Linked DNA regions of Homo sapiens: region 1 is linked to region 2. A link is a loop called in an ENCODE intact Hi-C map of the cell type or tissue named here. Cell type or tissue: Calu3. All regions are shown on one strand. Links, peaks and the distances in the headings refer to the core of each region. The heading gives the core; the rest is flanking DNA. Region 1 overlaps NFIB (nuclear factor I B). Region 2 overlaps NFIB (nuclear factor I B).

Evidence for each region. Peaks named below come from ENCODE experiments on the same cell type or tissue, not always from the same donor. Only the 100,000 strongest peaks of a DNase experiment are listed, where the experiment ranks them.
Region 1: a loop joins it to region 2, with 4 times the contacts of the local background. A loop is called at or near these places in 4 of 110 quality-filtered maps.

The regions. Positions count from the first base shown.
Region 1 is chr9:14,273,065-14,283,411 of GRCh38, forward strand. The region is part of intron 2 of NFIB (nuclear factor I B); the gene reads right to left. Among named protein-coding and RNA genes, the nearest start is that of NFIB, 36 kb to the right of the region's middle. RefSeq lists enhancers at 754-1,354, 1,355-1,954. In Calu3, for the core only: no CTCF peak of the experiment used is centred there; a DNase peak (open chromatin) is centred at 4,347.
Region 2 is chr9:14,207,431-14,217,777 of GRCh38, forward strand. The region is part of intron 2 of NFIB (nuclear factor I B); the gene reads right to left. Among named protein-coding and RNA genes, the nearest start is that of NFIB, 100 kb to the right of the region's middle. In Calu3, for the core only: no CTCF peak of the experiment used is centred there; DNase peaks (open chromatin) are centred at 4,251 and 5,881.

The DNA.
Region 1 (10,347 bases), core at 902-8,901, 65 kb after region 2:
CCAGGGCACGCCAGGGAGAAAGAAGATCACTCATTAACGAGCCAGCAATGCTACAAAGCTTTTGCTCGTCTGGGAAAACATGTTCCCAGTTTTAAACTCCACAGCAAATCAAGGCACTCTTTTTAATAAGTACATTTTCCGTCTCTTTCCCCCTCATCAATCCCAAAAAGAAACTCAGCTTCTCTGTGTATTATCTGTGTAACTCTACATGTCAAACTACAATAGGCCTTGTATCCTTTAAGGTAACATGGGCCAGTGTCTGAGGTGGAGTGGAAGACTCGGGGCTGTGGGGAGTTAATGCCTCCCTTCTCAAAATAACTTTCAAGTTGTCTATTAACAACTAGTTCCCATAATTACATATTAAATTTCTTTACCATGATAGGTTACAGTTATACATCCCAAATAAATCTGACTGTGGAGTACCTGCCGGCAGATTTCTGTCTCTGTTTCCCCAGACACATTGACACACAGCTCAGAGACAAGCTGGTCAGGCACGCTACACAGAGGTCCGTCTGTCCTCGCCTAAAAAGTAAATAAATTATTTTGTGAAAAATATCCTTAGCAAGGATCAGTATTATTGTCAGTGTGACTTTAAAATTCTAAAGGCATGCCAGAAAGAGGGCTACATAAAATTCAGCAGTTTCCAGATCATACACAGTACAGAGATTCTCATACCCACTTAATCTCAGCACGCATCTCCACCCCTACTTCCTTCCCAATGGTATGTGGTCTTGAAAACACAAATGTTCACGTTTCCTGAAGCTGAGCTGCAAAGGAAAAGTCTCCTCCCAAGAGGCAGAGCTGTAGGCTTTTGGTGCCCCCGAAATTGTTCACTACAGTACAACATAATGTGACACTCACCACAATTAGCCACAGGGAAACAGTCTTTTTTTCACCTCTGATGTCATATAATAGATTTGAGATCACATCAGTGAGCAATGTTATCTACAAGTATTTTTGGAAGTCTTGTTAAAAGAGCCACGATACTGCAAGCCTAACTTGAAGTGTAAATGGTGAATGCTTCTCTATATCTCATCTTGACCACTACTTTACTGAAGAGTGAAAAATGACAGATGCAAATTATTTTTCAGAAAGTAGACATTTCCACTGGTAGTTCTTCCTCCTAAGTGATCTTTTCTTCTCTCTCATGCTCTACCCCCTTTCTCTCTCTAGCATTCTTCCTCCCTACACACACACACACACACACACACACACACACACACACACGAAGACATCCATTAATATTAAGAACAGTCTTCCGTAATGTTTTTCAGAATTTCTCAGGGGCTTAGGAGGGCGGCAGCCGTGCCAAAATTACAAGCTTTCCTCTAGTCAGAAGGGATGTCTTTTCAAAGCCCAGCCCTCATTTTTCAGTCTGATGTAAGTAAATTTACCTCTGTGTGCTGGGCTGAGCAGCTTTTCTTTGTCGTTTTTGTTTTTCTAATAGCTGCTGCTCTGGCAGAGCTATTCATTTCAAAGGGAAGTTAGAAGCATTCTTCACTCTTCCCCTTTTAGATTATTTGCAGTTACTGACTCTTCTGAAATCTTAGATTTGAACAGAAACCTAAAGCACAGCACCATTTTAAAACAGCAAATCACCAGCATTCCTGGGATCACATTTCTCTAGAGCAACTATCCAACATGAGGCACAAGAACTAAGTCGAACTGGGCTAAAATTGACAAAATTAAAGACAAAAGAATTATCTCTTTTAAAAATTGGGGCCTACTGTGCTCTGACAGCATGCTAAAGGACAACCATCGTTTGGAAACATTGTTTCAGAACCAGAGAAGAGGTGGTGGAGTTCTGTTTGCCAGTTAGCTAAATTAACTGATTTCTTAAGAAATCCAAGTGAACTGTATAGTAAGGTGGTCAATTTTTGGAAACATTGTTTAGGCAACAGATAAGAGATAGTGAGGTTTTGTTTTGAAGTTAATTTACTTCATGAGAAAGTCAAATCAACAGTCATAGACCATGAAGCTGATAAGATCTATGATAAAATCCAGTGGGCGAACTATCAGTAAGTTCTTAATTTGCCCACGTCCCAGTGTATTCAACGGGCTTCAGTTGGCAATGGCTGGACCTTGCTCTTGTTACTTCTGAAGGGAGTTGTTTTACGTGGACAAGGCCAGGATCATGGTCTCTGAGTGCTCCAAGGGGTTAACCTCTGTGAATTCTACTTCTGTGTCACATATTTAAATGAGTAACTTAGAGTTCAATATCTTTGTGTTCAACTAAAGTCAACTTCTTCTTTATCAGCCAACATTCTCTTACTCTAATCGTTGAACACACTTGAATTCATATCAGTTCTGGGATTTTCGTAACCATCAATCATAAAGTCATAGTAAGAAGAAGAATAAAGCGATATCAGTGCAGTTGAGGCAAACAGGGAAGAAAAAGTGCACGGCGCCATGGTTAGGATATCATGCCAGGCTAGGAAGACTCTCATTAACATCTCCTGAGTCATCCCATTCACAAGCAGTATCCTTGAAGAATGATATCTGTGTATATAAGTGAAAACCCTATCACACCCAGGGGCTTATATCCTTGGCATCTTAATTTCCTAGTTGTGAGTACTTATCTAAAAGGACATGAGTATAATGCTATCCTATATGGCATACTAAGAAACTGATGTAAAACTAAGTCTGCAGGAGAAAAGAGATGCTACATTCCTGTGGCAATTTTCAAATGGCACTAAAAATAGATAAATACGGCAGTAAGAACTAAGTCCCTCCTCCCTCACTTCCCTATCTCTATTTTTCTTTTACATTTGTGTGAATTCAGTAACCATAATCTATCTAATCCTATTATGCCAAAAGACTAAAAGTTGTTGATGTTCAAAACTCTACCAGTATACCAAAAACTCTGAAACTAGGAAGGAAAAAAAAAAAACTTTCTTACCCTTAACCAAAAATGAAGAGTCTCTCAAGCATATATGGATAGCTTGACAAATTACCAATTTATACTGAAATATGAGAAGATGTTCACTAAGAATTACATGACTAGATACTGCAGGGGTTTTTTGTTTTGTCTTGTCAAGCAAAAAAGGTCTAGGTTTGCCATACTCCATTTTTTGGTATGAGGTGGTGAATCAAGCACAAATTTTCTTTGGACTTAAAACATTTAAAATGCAGTGGAAAAACAGTTGGGGAAAAGATACTGTTCTTAATCCCCAGATCTAGACTATCTGTTGGGGTAGTTGCTTCCCAATCCTATTTTCTCAATTGTAAAATGGAAACAATATCTTATCCAATTGAAATAAATATTAAATAAGATACTTTAAACAAAAGATAAAGGTGCTTTACAATTTACAAGTATGAGGTATAACTTAAACAGCTAACTGGAAGACATTAACATAATCTACATAGAATGACCTTCAGAGCAATATGGTTTGCAATTTAAGGAATGAAAGGAAGATAAATTGTAATACAAATGTACCTTTCTCAGAGAAGGCTGAAAGGTACAACGCCAAAGGCATTATCTGCGGACTCAGGCTTCAGATTACCTTTGCCACTTCCTACATGTGAAATACTGGGTAACTTATTGTAAAATTCTGTGAGCTCTAATTTTCTCATCTTTAGATGAGTAATAATAATATCTATCTTGTGAAGGTTCCTGCAATATTTAAATAAAATACTACACATAGAAGTATCTGACTTTAAAAATAATATTCATGCGAGGGAAAGCTGATCACACGAAAGGTTTCTTAGGGACTGTTTGCCTTCCATATCTGTCTTATTAATATAGCTTCATGCAGTCACCTAAATATCTTCAAGTATTGTAAACTGAATTCAGATTATGTGCTTTTTTAAAAAGTACATCTTTTCTATATCAAGCAGAAATCAGGCCACAAAAAAATACTTCTGTAAAAAGCTTAGGAAAGAATAATTTTTCAATTCAGGAAATTTCTTCATGGTGCTACGAAGAACTTTTCTTGTACTGAACTGCTATTTGTGATCCACCTGTTAAAAAAAGCTCAAAACACATTTCAAAAACAAATAGAATGCTTAAACTTTCTTAAAAGACAGAATGTTTTACATGTTGTATTTTGAGGAGATTTTTTTTAAATAACAAGTTTTTACTTACTCATCTTTAAAATAAAAGAGAAAGTAACTGCCCAAGAAACAGCCTTATCTTTTGCTTTCTACAATTCAGAATTTTGAAAGAAATCCTCAAATCCTCCAAACAAGTGTAATACACATGGTTTGCTGGCAGAATTTATTCCAAGCATCTCCAGGCAATATGCATGTGCACCCGCGCACACACGTGCACGCACACACAGACACACACACACACACACACACACATTTTTGAATCATTAAGTCATTTGGAAGAATCTCCAGAAGTGTGCCGAGGCATGTTTTTGGTGTTTTGCCAAATTATGTGCTTCTGTTTGTGGCTTTCAAATATGGATTAGACAGACGCACAAGCATGTACTGTTTGGCAAGTAGCGACAATGGTCTAGTCTGAATTTAGTAATTTAAGCTTTTCATTAGTCCTCGTAGGTGAAAGAAAGAATTAACAACAACTTGTTTGAGCTCTATCTTTATATCCCTTTGTCATCCATTCCTGTTCACTTGCCATAGATTAGAAGCCAAAGGAATTTCAGATGTCCTCTGCAGATAGACCTAAAGTAAGGGCTTCAAACAGGGGGTTCAAATGTCAAGTACATTTAAGCTGGAACTTGAACTTTTACTCATCCTTACTCTAAGGCTATAACTCTGCTTTTCTGAGTTCCCCATTGTACTTGAACATCCAGTGTACCCTCCTTTTTTCTCACAAAAAGTACAGATAGAAATTACCTAAAGAGATAAAAGGTCACTTGAGATTTCTGTTTCTCGTGACTTGAAATTACCATGCACAACAGTAGACTTCTACATGGCAAAGCGCTCACAAAGATGTTTCTGTCTCCTGTGATGATCTCTGGGGGAAGCTATGTCCCTGCCACCCTGCCTCATGCTGTAGTCACTCTAAACTTCAGAGACCAGCATCTTACGACCATGAGTTTTGGTGCTAAGTTCAGAAAAATTAATCCTAAACTGTCACAACCATCCTGATGACCAGTATGTCTTTCTAATTAGAATCAATGCAGTAATCATTATAATTGGCAGTCCCTCCCCAGATCACGTGGAGAACACCATGGGAAGTGCAGTTGACTTGCAGTATTTGATATTTTCTTCTGTTGGTAGGTAAAAGTAATCTGATGTCCAACAGAAAAGTTCACAGGAACCATGAGGTAAAAAGGACCAAATGTTGACAGTGGTCCATTGTTAATTGAGTCGTGCGAAGCTACAGAAAGATTAGTTTATACAGCTGCTGTTATTTGTCATAACATTCCTAACAAGATACACATGTTCAATCAGTCTTATTTTGCACCTCCAAAACTGGGCCATCCAATGGTCTGAAACATGTGGAAATCAAAAGCAACAGTGTACAGAAGGAAGACCATGTATCCCCTCAGGCTGCCTCAATGGCTGAGGAAAGAAAAGAGGCGAGCCCCTGAGTGAGCGGAGCCTAGAATGTTTGGGTTTGGAGGTTAGTGAGTAAAACATGAACAATGAATGTGGGCGGGAAGCTGGGACAGAACCCTGTTAGGGTCATTACTAAGGTATAATGTTATTGACTGTTTTGTGGGGAATTTAGACTTTTAACCCCACCATGATTCAGAAGCAGTGACTTTCTTGGGACAAACTGAAAAACGAACTGGGGGAAAATAATTCCAGTCAGAGCACAAAGCTAACCATGTCACTTGTCCACTGTATTTTCCAGCAGTAGAACTTCACGCTACTTATAAACTACAGGCATACTGAGGGGAAAAAAATGTGTTAACTAACTTTAGGAAACTTTCACTCAAACACCTAAGCTGAAAGTCCACAATAGGTTCAATACAAAAACATTATCAGTACTATCTATAAAACAGGTGTTAAAAATAAGGTGTTTCTTATCCTCAGGAATTTTTCATTTTAGTGAGGTAGGGAGAAAAATATATGCATACACACACAGAGAGAGAGACGGACACAGAGAGAGTGTGCCTACAATTCACAAAGCCCTTTCACACACGTTATCAAAATTTATCCTCAGGAGTGATTGTTAACAATGCCATCATTATACAGACGGCAAAACCGAAGCACAAGTCCCAGTCACTGGTAATGGAACCAAAAATGGAAGCCCCGTCTTCCCATCATATCCCCTACCTTTTCTACGATAATAAGAGGATATTACATCTACTAATCACTATGATGAAAAAAGTACATCATGCCTGGAAACTGAATCCTGTTTTCAACACTGATAACTAGATTCTCCAAGTTGTATCCCCTTCCCACTACTTTCACACAAACATTTTACCTAAGACTTGACCACCTGAGATTGAGACCTTATTAAATCCTCATCAAAAAGGGAAATTAAGGCTAACAGTGATCAGACTGCTCCATAGAGAAGGCAGGTCAAAAGGTACGACTTCAAAGAAAGACCCTCAAGGCAACAGAGATCGATATAATTTACTTCAGACAATAAAACATAAATCTAATTTGAAGGATGTTGCTCATCTACAACTCAAAGCACCTAAGATATTTTCCAGGATGGATATTTATGGGCCACAACATGTACTGCTGCTAGTCTGTATTTGCTCCTTCTGCACACTCCTTTCACACTCTTCATCTCTGGTTCCTTATCTTATTATGAACTGGTTGAAGAGGCCATCTCAGACCTCAATAGAAGGTACACTTACCATAAAGCTCCCAAATGTAAACAATGGTCCTGTAATAATGATGTGAACTCAGAAGGTAAGAATGATGTTTAGATTCCTTTTGCATATTTCTCATCTAAAACAATTTTCCTTCCCTCACATCTTTCGTGCTTTGATTAAAGCACCAAAACACAATGACAACACAACCAGCGGGATTGCTCTGATAGCAGCTGAAGTGCCCATTCCAATCGTATTAACTTGATCCAAGATGGTACTTCAAAATGACACACTTTGGAAATGACAGGTAGAATCCAGGATTTTATTTCCCAGGAAGAGGAATTAATCTGAGTCCTGTATATCTAGTTTAGTACAAAGTCTGCTAAGGAGGTTAGTCCTATCCTGGATCAGCCTCACTAAGCCAGCTTAGGGGCTGATCTAAAATAATAGTTTAACAAAATGCCTGTGTCCAAAGGCTGATTCCACCACTTGCTAGTTGTGTGACCCTGGGCATAATTTTTCTGTTCTTTCGTTCCCTCACATGTACAAAGGAGATACTAATAGATCTTGCCTCATGGGGCTGATGTAAGGAATAGATGAAAATACGCACACACACACACATTCAAGTGTTTAAAAGAGTATCTACATTCACCACCCCCTTCAAGCCTTTACTTAAATGTTGCCTTACCAAGGAGGACCTATCCTAATCATTTTTTAAATACCTCAATCTTCTCTAACCCTACACTCACACTTTACTTATTTTAAAACTAGATTAGAGGCAGTATTTTCTATCAGATTAGTGCTCCTGTGGTCAGTATTCAATTTATAACACACCTTAAAAGAATAAGGCAATTCATTGACTAGTCTTCTCCTGTAACAAGTAGCTCCCAGGGAATTCCACTTCCACAGGAGACAACGTTAGGCAAGGGGGGACTCAGGATGACAGCTCAGTGTGGGTGCATAGGAGGTGTCTGTGGTTCCTTGGAGGATGCACCTATTTTGTAAATAATGAAATTTACTATTTTACGAGTAGTAAAATAGGGAAAAGAATCCTCAGGTATAGAAGGTGGCCAGGGAGACTACAGACCGAACTGATAACTGGTTTCCTTGGAGGAAGACTAGGATTCTTTTATATGTTATATAGTTGTGATCATTTAAAAAATAAGACTTTCTTATAATTTTCTGGAGATTCATTAAACTACAATACTTCATATGCAAAGGCAATTATGGCAATACATAAGTTACATAGCTCTTTGTGCCACAATATGTACGGTGAGCCAAAATGGGATATTATATTTTTCTAGAAAAATCATTTTTACCCTCTCAAATGGTTGTGAGAGCAGCAAAAATAAAAACCTAAAATCTGTATTGTGGTTGCTAACTTGAACCATGCCAATGAACATTCAAAAGATTAATCAAAGGCTTGACAGTTGTTAACAGTTCAACATGGTTCCCATAATTATCCAATTAAACATATAATGCAAATAATAGAAGTCTTATGGGTTCCATAGAGCATGAATATCAGGCTGCTTCAGAAAACTATTAACTGTAATGTACTGTCTGCTGAGTCTGAAGAAAGTGAAAGGAGAACTAGTACATTTATAAAGGAAGGCAAGGAGTAGAAAAATAGAGTGGAGAGACACGTAACTCAAGCACTCTTTATGTGGTCATATAAACACAACAGACAGTGGTAAAATCCAGAAAACAAAATTTAAGTAACAATTATTGTAAAACCAAAAGAATGTAGAGAAATGACTTTACCCTATAATTCCTACTGGCTGCACTATATCCACAGCATACTTCAACCACACTTTTCTAGCTTGCTGCTAAGTTAGAAACATGGATGTAATTACAGTTGTTGGCTTTTGACTCTGTCTATAAACCATGCAGAGATAAACTGCTATTAGTGAACATACCAACTCCATATAGTTGTGTTTTGACATTATAGGTAAAAACAATGAGAAGGAAAACTAACCACAGCAATTATAAACAGCATGCTCCAGGGCATGTCAGGTCACTTATGACCTTGACTAAATGATTATAATCCTTAGGTTGTGTTCTCACACGTTCACATGCACACACACACACGTGCACACCCCACACGTGTTTTTTTTAGGGAAATTAATTCAGTGAACATAAGAATGACTAAATCCCATATTTATAAATGCCCAGAGGAACAAAAAATGGATGCTGCATAGGTCAAATATCTGTACTTTAAAAAATCTTATTATATTTCAAAAAACCAATGTAAACTTTAAAGGAAAAACTTTGTGGTAAGTGTTCATTCTAAAAATATTCTATTCCACAGCTCTGTCTACTCAGGGGGCAAGAAGAATTGCAGAAATTTGATTCAGTACAAAAACTTCTGCTACTATATAAATTGGATTTAAGTTACATTATTTGGAGGGCAATTTTTAAATATTTAAACCATTCCCTTACACTGATAACATTTTTTCAGTAACCATTCAACTATTTACCTCATTTTATTTGCTACAGACAGAAATGCTGCATTCATTTCTTTTTGTAAAAGTCAGTCTTCTCCTCCCCTACTAAAGTGGTAACAAGCAATATCAAGAGGGCAATAAATATCCCATAAATATTATTAAAGCATGATGTTCTCAGATAAAAAATCGTATTGTGTTTAATGACTTTTCTTCTAATATACAAAATTATTTGTACAATCAGTAACAGTAGAGATGTGAAAATTAAAATAATGTTATATTACACATGGTGGACCACTTTGCAAAAGTCCAAATTACAAGTGATGTGACTTTCTAATGTGATTACTCACAGAAATGGCAGTTGATAAACATAGTCTTTAGAGTGTGCTAAGGTCATTAAAACAGTCTCATCTATTTGCGTATTTCTTCAAAGTGTACTTTTTTAATGTGCCTTTCTTATTTGGTCTTCTTAACAATCTGATCAGGAAGGCAAGAGTAGTTGTCCTTTTTACAGATCAGGAAACAGGTTCCTGAAGGAGGGCGACTTTCCCAAAGCTACCAGACTAATGAGTTTCTGAATTAGGCCGCACAGCCAGGTGAGCTCCTCATGCAGGGCTTCAGACCTGAACACCTGGGTTCAAATACTTGTTCCTCCTTTTAACCACTGTTGTATGAACTTCGGTCATGACTGGCTCTCTCTTTGTCTGAGAACTTTACTTTCCATGATTATAATAGCTTCCACATAAGTTAGTTGTGAGAATTAAATAAAACATGCTATGTGATGCCCTTAACACAGTCCCAGGCACATAGTAAGTGCTTAATAAATATTAGATGTTGCGGCTGTTGTTACTGTTACTATCATCTTAGAACTACTCTGGCTAAGTTTGGCAAGGTTAAAGGATTAAATAAATAACCACATAAATATCAAATCCAGAGATTAACATTTAGCAAACATTTTAGTGCACATTTTTAAAGAGATTAACATTTAGCACACATTTTAAAAGAAAACGAACTGACATAACTGGGTATCACTGTGACTCCGGACTAGGGGCTCTTGGGGAATGACTCGCATCAGCCATTCTTAAAGGTTTTCTAGCAAAACGCTTGTGTATTTGTATCATTGCACCACTCACTGGACACAGGTTGAAGGAATTTAGATTGAGAAAAACTATGCAAATCAAAACTGTGGTAAAATGCAAGCATACTAGTGTCTGTATCCACTTTAT
Region 2 (10,347 bases), core at 1,263-9,262:
TGTGGTTTGGTAATGTGTACAAACTGGGAGGAGGATGAGACCAGAAAACCCCTTTTGCCCATAGCATGCCACAAATTGAGGACTAAGTCAGTGCATGCTGCTGACAGGCAAAGGGCCAGCTCGGCATGAGCAGCTCCGTGCAGGGACTGCATGTGACACCAGACACCATTTTCAAAGCCACTACCTTCCTCCTTCCCCACAAACCTCTTCATCTCCCACCAAAGTCCTGAAGCTTCACCACAGGATCAAGTAATCCCCCTCTAAGCCACATCTCGTAAATGAGAGTCTAATTTCTCCCACGTGTCATTTTTCACATGAATGTTACTACGGTCTTGGCTGTACTTAACCAGAGTTCAAGGTCTGATGGTTTATCTACAGAGACAACATGACCACAGAGAAGAGCCCGTTTCCATTGCCACCTGAAAGACAGATCCACCAACACAATGTTCACCACTTTCTCACACAGGGCTAAATGAGACTCAAGGAAAGAGCCCAAGGTCAAACATTTCCTTGGTTGAATTTAGGTGGTGGGTTCCCATACAGAGCACAGCACCATCAGATTCACAAGGCCAAATGCCTCAGCATGATGACTTGAAAAGATGACAAGCTGCACACAATGTTCAAAATCTAAATTCAAAGGTCACTTCCCACTCCCTAAATAGTTTTATACCCCAAAAGTCATTTTAGAATCATCTTTCCACTTTTATTCCATATTTGTAATCTGATTTTAATGACCTCAGGGTAGGCCATTTTTTTAAACTCCAGACAGGTTCTAATTCATCTATACAACAAAGCAATACGTGGTGTTAAAAAAAAGACTAAGAGAGTAAATCGATACGTGTTCAGTGTAGTGGCAGTTTAGATTTTTTTTCTTTCAATTGGCAATCCTTCCGACATCAAGGTTAAATTGTACTAAAAAAGAAAAAAATTACACCTCATTCCAAATTTGCTAATTCAAGAAGAACTGAATTATTCTCACGTCTACTTGTGGCAAAACAAGAAATTACTTTATGTCTCAAATGTGAGTATGAATTACGACTAAATTCATAAAAACAGACGTGACTTAAGTTTTTATTTTACTACTTTGAAGTTGTAATGTGTTCATTTTCCTGGTATTTTTACTTAAAAGAGCTTTTTTTTTTTTTTCCTTAAGGACTCTTCACAAGTACTTTTGATAGAGTGGTATAAAATTATCCTATTCCAATGACCATAATATGAAAATCATTTTGCCAAAAAACATCCTGGAAGTTTCCCTCATTTTAGGTACTTGGGATTATTCTCATAAACTGAGGACCATTCAACAATGTTTTGAAGATATACAGTATTCTATTCAGAGGACAAAGCATATATTCAAAAAAATGCAAAAATATTCATCTTTTCTCAAACAACTCCAGTATTAAATTCATCTAGACCCACTGATTCACTCAGTCTTTTTTTTAAGTTTAGTTTCCAATATGATATTATTTCTGCCCTCATCTCTTCCTTGCAACACCCCACCCATAAGGGAAAAGAAGAAACAGTCAGAGATGAAAGAACAACAAAAATGTACACAAAAATGAAATGTTTTCTGATAAGTAGCATGTCAGAGTAAACAAGTTATTTTTTTCCACTATCACTTTCTTACATGATCTACAGCAAAATTATGTTGCCTCTGTCTTATGAATCATCAATACATCACAGCCCAGCCTTTTTCATATATAGTGGGAAAAATGCTGCAGATTATAACTACTGTTTCTGACATGGAGATATTTTTAATTCATTTTTATGACATGCTTATGTTCTTTTCATCACTGAATAATTGCTCGTTTCCAATACTAAGCTGGTATTTCTTTAAAGTTCACGTAATTGCACTACTGGTAACTTTAGGATTTGGAAGGAAAAGGATCACAATCGATAAGCAAATGCAATGACGGGCACTGACAAAGACTCAACATTTATTAGAAGGCAATTGCTAGAGAATGTGGCTTTAATTGTGCATACATATTTTTATTCATTAAGATGAATAACCAATAAAATCCCACACTATGGTGTCCCAGCCTCATAACACATTAATAAAGTTTCTTAAAGGTTTTGGCAGGGGGCCAGCACAGTCCATTAACTCTTTGCAAGTTGTAAAAAGAAGTAAAGTCATTTCAGTTTGTTTTGTGGTTATGAATGAAACAGCAGGCAGCCTGTATGGAAACGTCACTTTGGATATGGTATTGGTAATGGACGCTTTGCTGCGCAATCAGAACAGTGTGGGGAGAAGTTAATGCATCCTACCACAACCCAAGCCCAGACGCACTGAAAAGCTAATTTACTTAAAAGTGGAGGGAAAAGAGCAGAGGACTACAAGTTTGGAAGATCTATTTATTTTGCTAATAGGCTGTCACACTGCCTCTGGGTAAACTTGCCCACTGTGAAACCCAAAAGTACAGGATACATTTTAAATGACTAGAACTGCTTTTCCTGATTATTTTTTTTTTTCCTAAAAAAAACCTGGTTGCTTAGGCATTCACTTGGTGAGGGCTGGATCATAAATTACAAAAATGCTTTTTATTTAATACAAGAAGCAAAATTCTATCCTTTCTACGTTTTTGTTTTACATACTTGAATTAAGTCATATAAATAACTACAACAATTGGTAGCTATGTATTTGTCTCCGACTTTGCCTAACAATTTGAATTGAAGCGCTACACATCTCCCCAAAGCTTTACAATGCCATCTGTTCTCATTTTTCATGACACTACAAACATTTTCCTTTGGAAAAAGGATTCTGTATTTTGCTTCCTTTTTAGAATGAAAACTGGAAAACTTGAATGAAACTAAATATATAGAGAGGCATCCAAGTTGTACGTGTAAAGTAGTAAATGTAGAGGGTATTTAAAACATTTTTTGTGGTTAAGATCTCTACCCTTTTCATCTGTTCCACTCTAGAGATAAAAGTTCTTTTTTACTTTAAGATTTTTGCAAAAAATAATTCAAAACTTTAAAAATAACGAAAAATGAACTTAAAAAGTGATTAAAACCCTTGAGTTTGAGAACACCAAAAAAAACAGAATTGCTTTACAAATTGTTTTTGGCACTTCACTTACGAAGAAAATACGCTAAAATGTAAGTATACATACACACATGTGCACACTCACACAAACACACACCCACACCCCTCCATTAATCCCTAACCAAATATAAATAGCATCGTTAGTCAATTACTTCTGATGGTTAAAACCACAAATTGGTTACAATGATCTGTCACTTTATATGGCCAAATAATAAAACTTCAAGCAGAAGAGATGATTACTATAAGTACAATAGAAAACATCATTCACTGTTTTAATTTGTTTTGAATTTTTACTGGAAAAAAACAGAAAGAAAATTTTTAACTTTCAAATGTAAACATTCATCACTGAGTCCTAAAAAAACTTCCCATTTCAAATTTCATTTGTGTCAGTGCTAATATGTATCAAAATAGCCGCATCTCTTGTACACTGTGGATTTTCTGGGAAGTTACTCACCTTTGATTATAGGAAAGTAAAGGAAAGTCTAATTAATAGGTTGAAACCGTACTGAATTTCTGCTTCTCTGTATACATGATCATTTTTGTCTCTGTTTGGACTGAAAGCCAGATACTCAACAATCATTCCCTAAAAATTTAAAGTATTAATTACATACATGTATTTGTACAATGTTAAGTATCACTGCAACCTGGAAAAACTTGCGGTAAAATTAAAATTTTTCATTTCAAAACAACAGTGCTCTTAGCTTAATCCTCTACAATATTGTATTCAAAAATAGTTTTTCTGTGTGATTAACAGTAATATTACCTGGGCTATTTTTAAAATCTGGAATTAGAATTCAATTTTAAAAACTGCACTCAAAAAACATCCTGGATTCAGATATGAATGGACCTGGGAAGTTTCTTAAAAGAAATACATTTTATCCTAGATCGATAGTAAGAAACAGCAAGGAAATGCACAGAAACAGGATATAGGGAATACATAAATTGGGTCTACACTGGTTAAGAAACAAAGTTAAAAAAATAATTCTACTCACTTTAAAATGACACTGTGCTGAAAAATAATGAGAATAGATAAAAGCTTTGACCACTCCCATTGTCTACCTTAAAAAAATACTAGTATAGTTACTCAAGGCACGGAACTGGACAAACTGCAATTTGAATCCAGAAGACAGAATCCAGAGCCAGGGACAAAACAAGTCAAAGGAGTTGGTGACCAGGGCAATGGCCAGAAGTTTACCCGTTTATATCAGATTCTGTGCCATCCACCCTGCGGGGCCGTCTGAGCTGTGCTTCCCCAGCTGGTGGGCCCCTCCACGTCAGCCCTCTCGTAGACTCCAAAAGGAAATCAGAGTTGAACAGTATAGCATATTGTTATTAAAAGTGATTTGAGTTGTGACATGAATATTGTACTTTCAATAAAGGAGGTATACACTTTAGAAAGCTCTTCAGCCTCTAGAAAGAATAGACATTTAAAAGATTAAAGCGTTTAAAGAATGATCTCTCCACTGACCAGAATACCCACATCAAAATAATGTACCACTGGGTTTTATTGGTAGCTGCAATTTAGCCCATATGAAATGGAATATGGCCTTAGTGTTAATGCAAATACGTTGCCATTTATCATAAAATAAGTGTCATCTCTAAAGGTAACTGGACTTTCCTTAAAAATGAACCATTCTAACATGAAAGAGGCATAAATTAATAAATCCCTGAGAAAGCCTAGCCTACGGCTGTAAGGAACATCTAACTGCTTAACTGGGCAACCAAAAGACTCATACAAATAATTAGAATACTTATTTCCAATTGATGAAAGCAAAACTACTCCAATTCACATTAAGGTTGATGAGTCACATAAACCACTCACTGACTTAATTTTACTTAGAAATTGCTCATGCACTTTTGTTGCTTTCCTGGAAGGTTATACAAATGATTATATACTCATTTAATTATTAAACTGAATGATCTCCTTAAGGGCAACATTAAACATACTAAAGTACAGTACACCATGTCACAATGTGCTTAAGTATCCCTACTAAAAATAAAAATTAAAACAAGGTTAGAAAACAACTAACAACTAGGTTAAATTCAATCCAAAATATAGATTTGGGAATTTCTAATAAAATTGTCCATATTGTTTGAATGGGTTCACCACTGAGTAATAGTGTGAATAATTTAGGTAATCATCTCAAAAGGTTATAATTCCTCTGGGAAAAAAAAAAAACATGTTTAAAACTCTACACTTACAATATTTCACATAATATAATTAATAAATGTTTGCTAGATGATTGGATTTAAGTTATATGATAAAAAAATACTGCTCACACTTATAATGCTTTAAATGCTTTACAACTTACAAAACACTTTCACATAAGCCACCTTACGCTAACAACTGTGTTAGGTAGATATTACTATCCCCATTTCATAGATAAGGAAATTGAGGCTCACAGAGATTAAATGTTTTACCCAAGGTCATAGCCCTAGTAAATTCACTGCTTAGAGAATAATTAGCTTAAGTTAAGATAACAGCTACTTCCTGCTTCCCCATTCCAGTCTCAGAGACACACAAACACAATATGCATCACATATAAAATGTGATAAAATCAAAAATTATACATCAATCATGTTTATGCACTACATTATTTGCCTATTTCCATTCGTATTTTTGTAAGCGCTGTTTCTGAAAGGTAATATAGCATATAATTACACCTTTCTTTTTAAAATGCTATGATAATCTTCTCACTGCCTGGGAAGTTTCCATGGCAGAAAGACTGGGCACAGTCAGGTAACTGGTATTTCTTGATTACCATCCACCAGTAGGTTGATCTTTGGAAAGTTACTTATCTTTGGAAAGTTACCTATCCACCAGCAGGTTGATCTTTGGAAAGTTAACGCGGGCCCCCAGGTTCCTTGTTAGTCACATAAGGGATCTGTAATAAACACTTCCTAAGTCAGGTCCACCATCCATTCTCCACAGCAGTGGTTCTTAAGCTTTAACATGCACAAGAATCACCCAGAGAGCTTGTCCTAACAGAGTTTCTGGCCCATCCTCAGAGATCTGATTTAATAGGTCCAGATAGGGCCCATGAATCTGCATTTCCCAGAAGCTCACAGGTCAGACCAGTGCTGCTGGTCGTGGGACCAAACTTTGGGAACCACTGCTACACAGTAACATGGGAAACCGAAATACTTCAGAAAATGAAAGTCTGATGTAGCTTCTCTCCAGAAGCCTTCAGTGGTTTCCCCATAGCCCTTAGCATAAAGTCCAAAGTGCTAAATGAATAACAGTATGTGGACACCCAGGTCTCCACCCAGATGCATTGCTCAGGATCTCTTTCTGGGCCTTTCCTGATACCCCAAGCTGCTGGGCTGAGTTTTATGTCCCTCATCTGTGCTCTTAGGAAAATGTGTTCCCTGTGTCCTAAAACTGTAAGGAACTGTTATCACATGCTTCCTTGCCTCTGTTCTCAACATTCCAGAAGTGGTTTGTAAACATACCCCCAACTCCCACTGCTCCAAATTTAAGGGGGGAAGAGTCCCCTCATTTCACCTCACATCATTTTACTTAAGAATCGATGCCACCTTCGGGCTATGCATCAGGTCTCGTTTCCAATATTTCTAGCAGAGCCCTCCTCAACCCTTCTTTATTACTCCCCACTCTGCTCCCCAAATAGGCCACATCCTAGCCCCCCATTAATTCCCCTTCCTGAAGAAGCGACAGAGATAAGGAAAGCCCAAAGAGAGAACCTGCACTTCTCTGAGCACATCCCTGAATGAGGCACCAACTTCCCCTTCCCCACCAGCCTGCTCTTCTCCTCACAGGTCCTGAGCATGCTCAAGGATCTCAAAGCACACAGGGCCAGTGTCAGGAGCATGGACCCATGCAGTCACATAGAGCCCCACTTACGTGGTCCCCATGCTTGGCTTCATGCTCTTCTGTCACCATCTTGAAACTCTTAATTTTTGAACAAGAGGCCCACACATTAGGGAGCTGGTCCTGAAGGCAAATTATGGAACTGGATACATCTCAGCTCCTCAGCAAGCACACATTACCACATCCCATTTTCACCCACACTATCTCAGCAGCACAGCTCCCAGCAGCCTAACAGAAAAGTCACGCTTTCCTCTAAGAAACTGCCATACTTCCTTCCTTCAGAGTAAAACAAAATCATATTATGGATTGTATCATGCTTTTTACATAACTACCAGGAAACTTTTTAAACACATGATGCTAATTTAGCAGCCAACATTTTTGAACTTCATGGTCTATAAATTTGTACTGTTTCCCATATTTTCAGTCTCTGTTTCTATTTTCTTGGTCCTGACTCTCTTTTCCATTGGAAATTCATCATTTATTTTACTGAATATGAATATCCTGCTGAGAGCTGTTTATCCCACAGTCCAGTACACACAGGAAGGAGGCACACACAGTGCAGAGAGCCATCCTATACAATTGGAATTTAAAGAGATCTGACTTCATAAAGTACGTGTATACACATGCATACCTATGCTTCCATGCCCATTAAGAAAATGTGGAAACAAGAAATTTAGGCTTGGGAGCAACGGCCAAAGGAGAAACAAGGAGAAGGAAGAGATTTACTTTTCACTTTTACCTGTATATAGTATTTAATTATTTTCTGTAAGTATATTACTTATAATTTTTCAAAGTAAATAGCTCAGTAAAATGATCTTCTGTCAAGCTCAACAATTGGGTGCTTAGCAGAGCAAGAAATGGAAAAATAATGGCTAAAGCAGCTTTTACGTAATCTCCAAAGACATCAACTTTCACATCAGTTTCTCATAGACTGTCCAGCATATTGGAACCGAAGAAAAAGAGCAGGCATAAATACTCAGAACAATAAACTTGAAAAATGTAACCTCTGGTATACATTTAATGGTATTAAATGAAAAGCAGTGAAAATGAAAACCTTAAACATCTGCATATACTAAGACTATGTTAAGAAGAAACGATTATTAAAAGTTAACTAATAAATAAGTAAAAGTTTGAGTATTTGGGGGTGAAAAATTGTCAGAAAGCAAATGTGTAAAAAGATATATGGTCCTGAAAATCCTCGCTTATTCTAAATTTAAAATGCACCTTGATTCTATTGCAAAGAAAGTTGAAAGTATGTCATCAAAAAGTCATTTAAAAAAACTACTACTTAAAAAGTGATCAGATAATTTACAAAGATTATTCTCAAGAAGTCAGATAAAGATAAAGATGCCCCATTTGTTAACAGTACTTTTTGTTCTTCTGGATAATGTACTGAAAACCAGTCTAGCTTCCTATGGTATGCATAACTTCCTCTGTAATACTCCAATTGTATTACCAAAAGCAAACATTACTTTTGTTATCAAAGCAAATTTAATAAAGAATTTTCAACTATCTTGCCCACTCACTTGCTTTGTAATTCAGATAAATGACTCAACATCTCCAAGCTTCTTTCATCATCTTGTAAAAGGCAAATAGCAATCTCTCCCAAGCAGCACTGTACTGAGAATTAACTGAATTGCTTTATGTAAATTCTCAGCACGATACCTTGTTCATGGGGGGTGGGCAATAAATAGGAGGTATCATCATCATCACTCTTGGTAATGACGATAAAGCTGGTATATTTTCAATTCTATTGCATACAGTAGAATTTAAATTTAGTCAAAAATAATGTTCAATATTAAGAAATAACAGACTTCATCTTCATAACAAAAGATAGGTTGGCAATGGCTACCTTAGAAGCTACCTAATTGCCTGGTCACAATTTTTTCTTTGTGTACTTTCCTAAAATAAATTTAATGAATAACAAACTATATAAATAATTTTAACTGATAATCATGTGCAAAGAAATACAATTTGGCACTCAGGCTGAGCTTATCCCACTGGAAAGGTGTGCATTAACATGGTGGCATGTATTCGTTTTTCAAGTCACTTTACTGGCCACTATTAAGTCTCTGTGTGGATGAAGTAGAAACTAAAAAAGGTCTGGTTTGAGAAAGGCCGGAAGCAGGAGGCAAGTGGGCTCTGCCAAGGTGCATCTGTATCCACAGGTAAGAAGGAAGGTTCTCCATTCTTTCTCTCTCTCTCTCTCTCTCTCTCTCTCTCTCTCTCTCTCTCTCTCTCTCCCTCTGTGTGTGTGTGTGTGTGTGTGTGTGTGTGTGTGTGTGTGTGTGTAGCATTGACAAGGGGGTAAGCCCCTACAAAAGAGAGTGAACCTCAGAAGAGAGATGCTGGAGAGACGCTGTGTCCTCCAAAGGACTCATGTCACCACAGTCACCATACCCAGGTCAGGTCTACCTAACAGCCACTTCAATTCCATCTTTCTCATGTGACACTTAAGGCTATGCTGACTTTGCCAAAATTGCTTTCAGCCAAATTTTCTAAAAGAAAGGAAAATAAGCATACTTTTCTGATGAAAACTGTTGTCAGACAGGCCTGTAACTAAAGCCATTTCATACAGAATATCCTGGCCAATGTTTAGCACATGGTGCTTTACACTGAAAACTTTAAAAGCTAGAACAGCTATCCATATCCATCTTCTAAAATAATGTTGTAACAGCATTAGTAAATGGTGAATAATGTTTGAACAGTGTCTACTAGGAAGGACTTAATGAAATAAAGTGGAAGATATGTGAAATGACTAACATTTGAATTCATAAGGATGTTATGCCCCAAAACCTTATTTTTGGTATCAAGGTGGCCATTTTGATTAATTTCCTGATGATACTTAAGAAAGAATAACATTAATTTCTAAAGCTTCCAGATAATAACTTTTTCCCAGGTTACAGCTTTTATATATGTTATATGCAACTCACACTAATTCACACTTAACAGCAGATAGAATCTAAATTAGATCTTCTTATAAATTATTTCCAGAATGGGCAAGAGCAACCAAAAGATAAGATATACATTATCTAATTATTCAATAATGCTAGGAAATTCTTTTAAAATATACAAACTAGGCTGGGCGCGGTGGCTCACGTCTGTAATCCCAGCATTTTGGGAGGCCAAGGTGGGTGGATCACCTGAGGTCAAGAGTTCAAGACCAGCCTGACCAACATGGAGAAACCTTGTGTCTACTAAAAATACAAAATTGGCTGGGCGTGGTGGCGCATGCCTGTAATCCCAGCTACTTGGGAGGCTGAGGCAGGAGAATCACTTGAACCCAGGAAGTGGAGGTTGCGGTGAGCCGAGATTGCAACATTGCATGCCAGCCTGGGCAACAAGAGTGAAACTCCATCTCAAAAAAAAAAAAAAAAAAAAAGACACAAACTAAGCAAACTCTAAATTTATATTATTTTGGAAGACTCATCAAAAATCCTGCTCCAAACACTCATATTGCTAATTATCTCATTCAAGA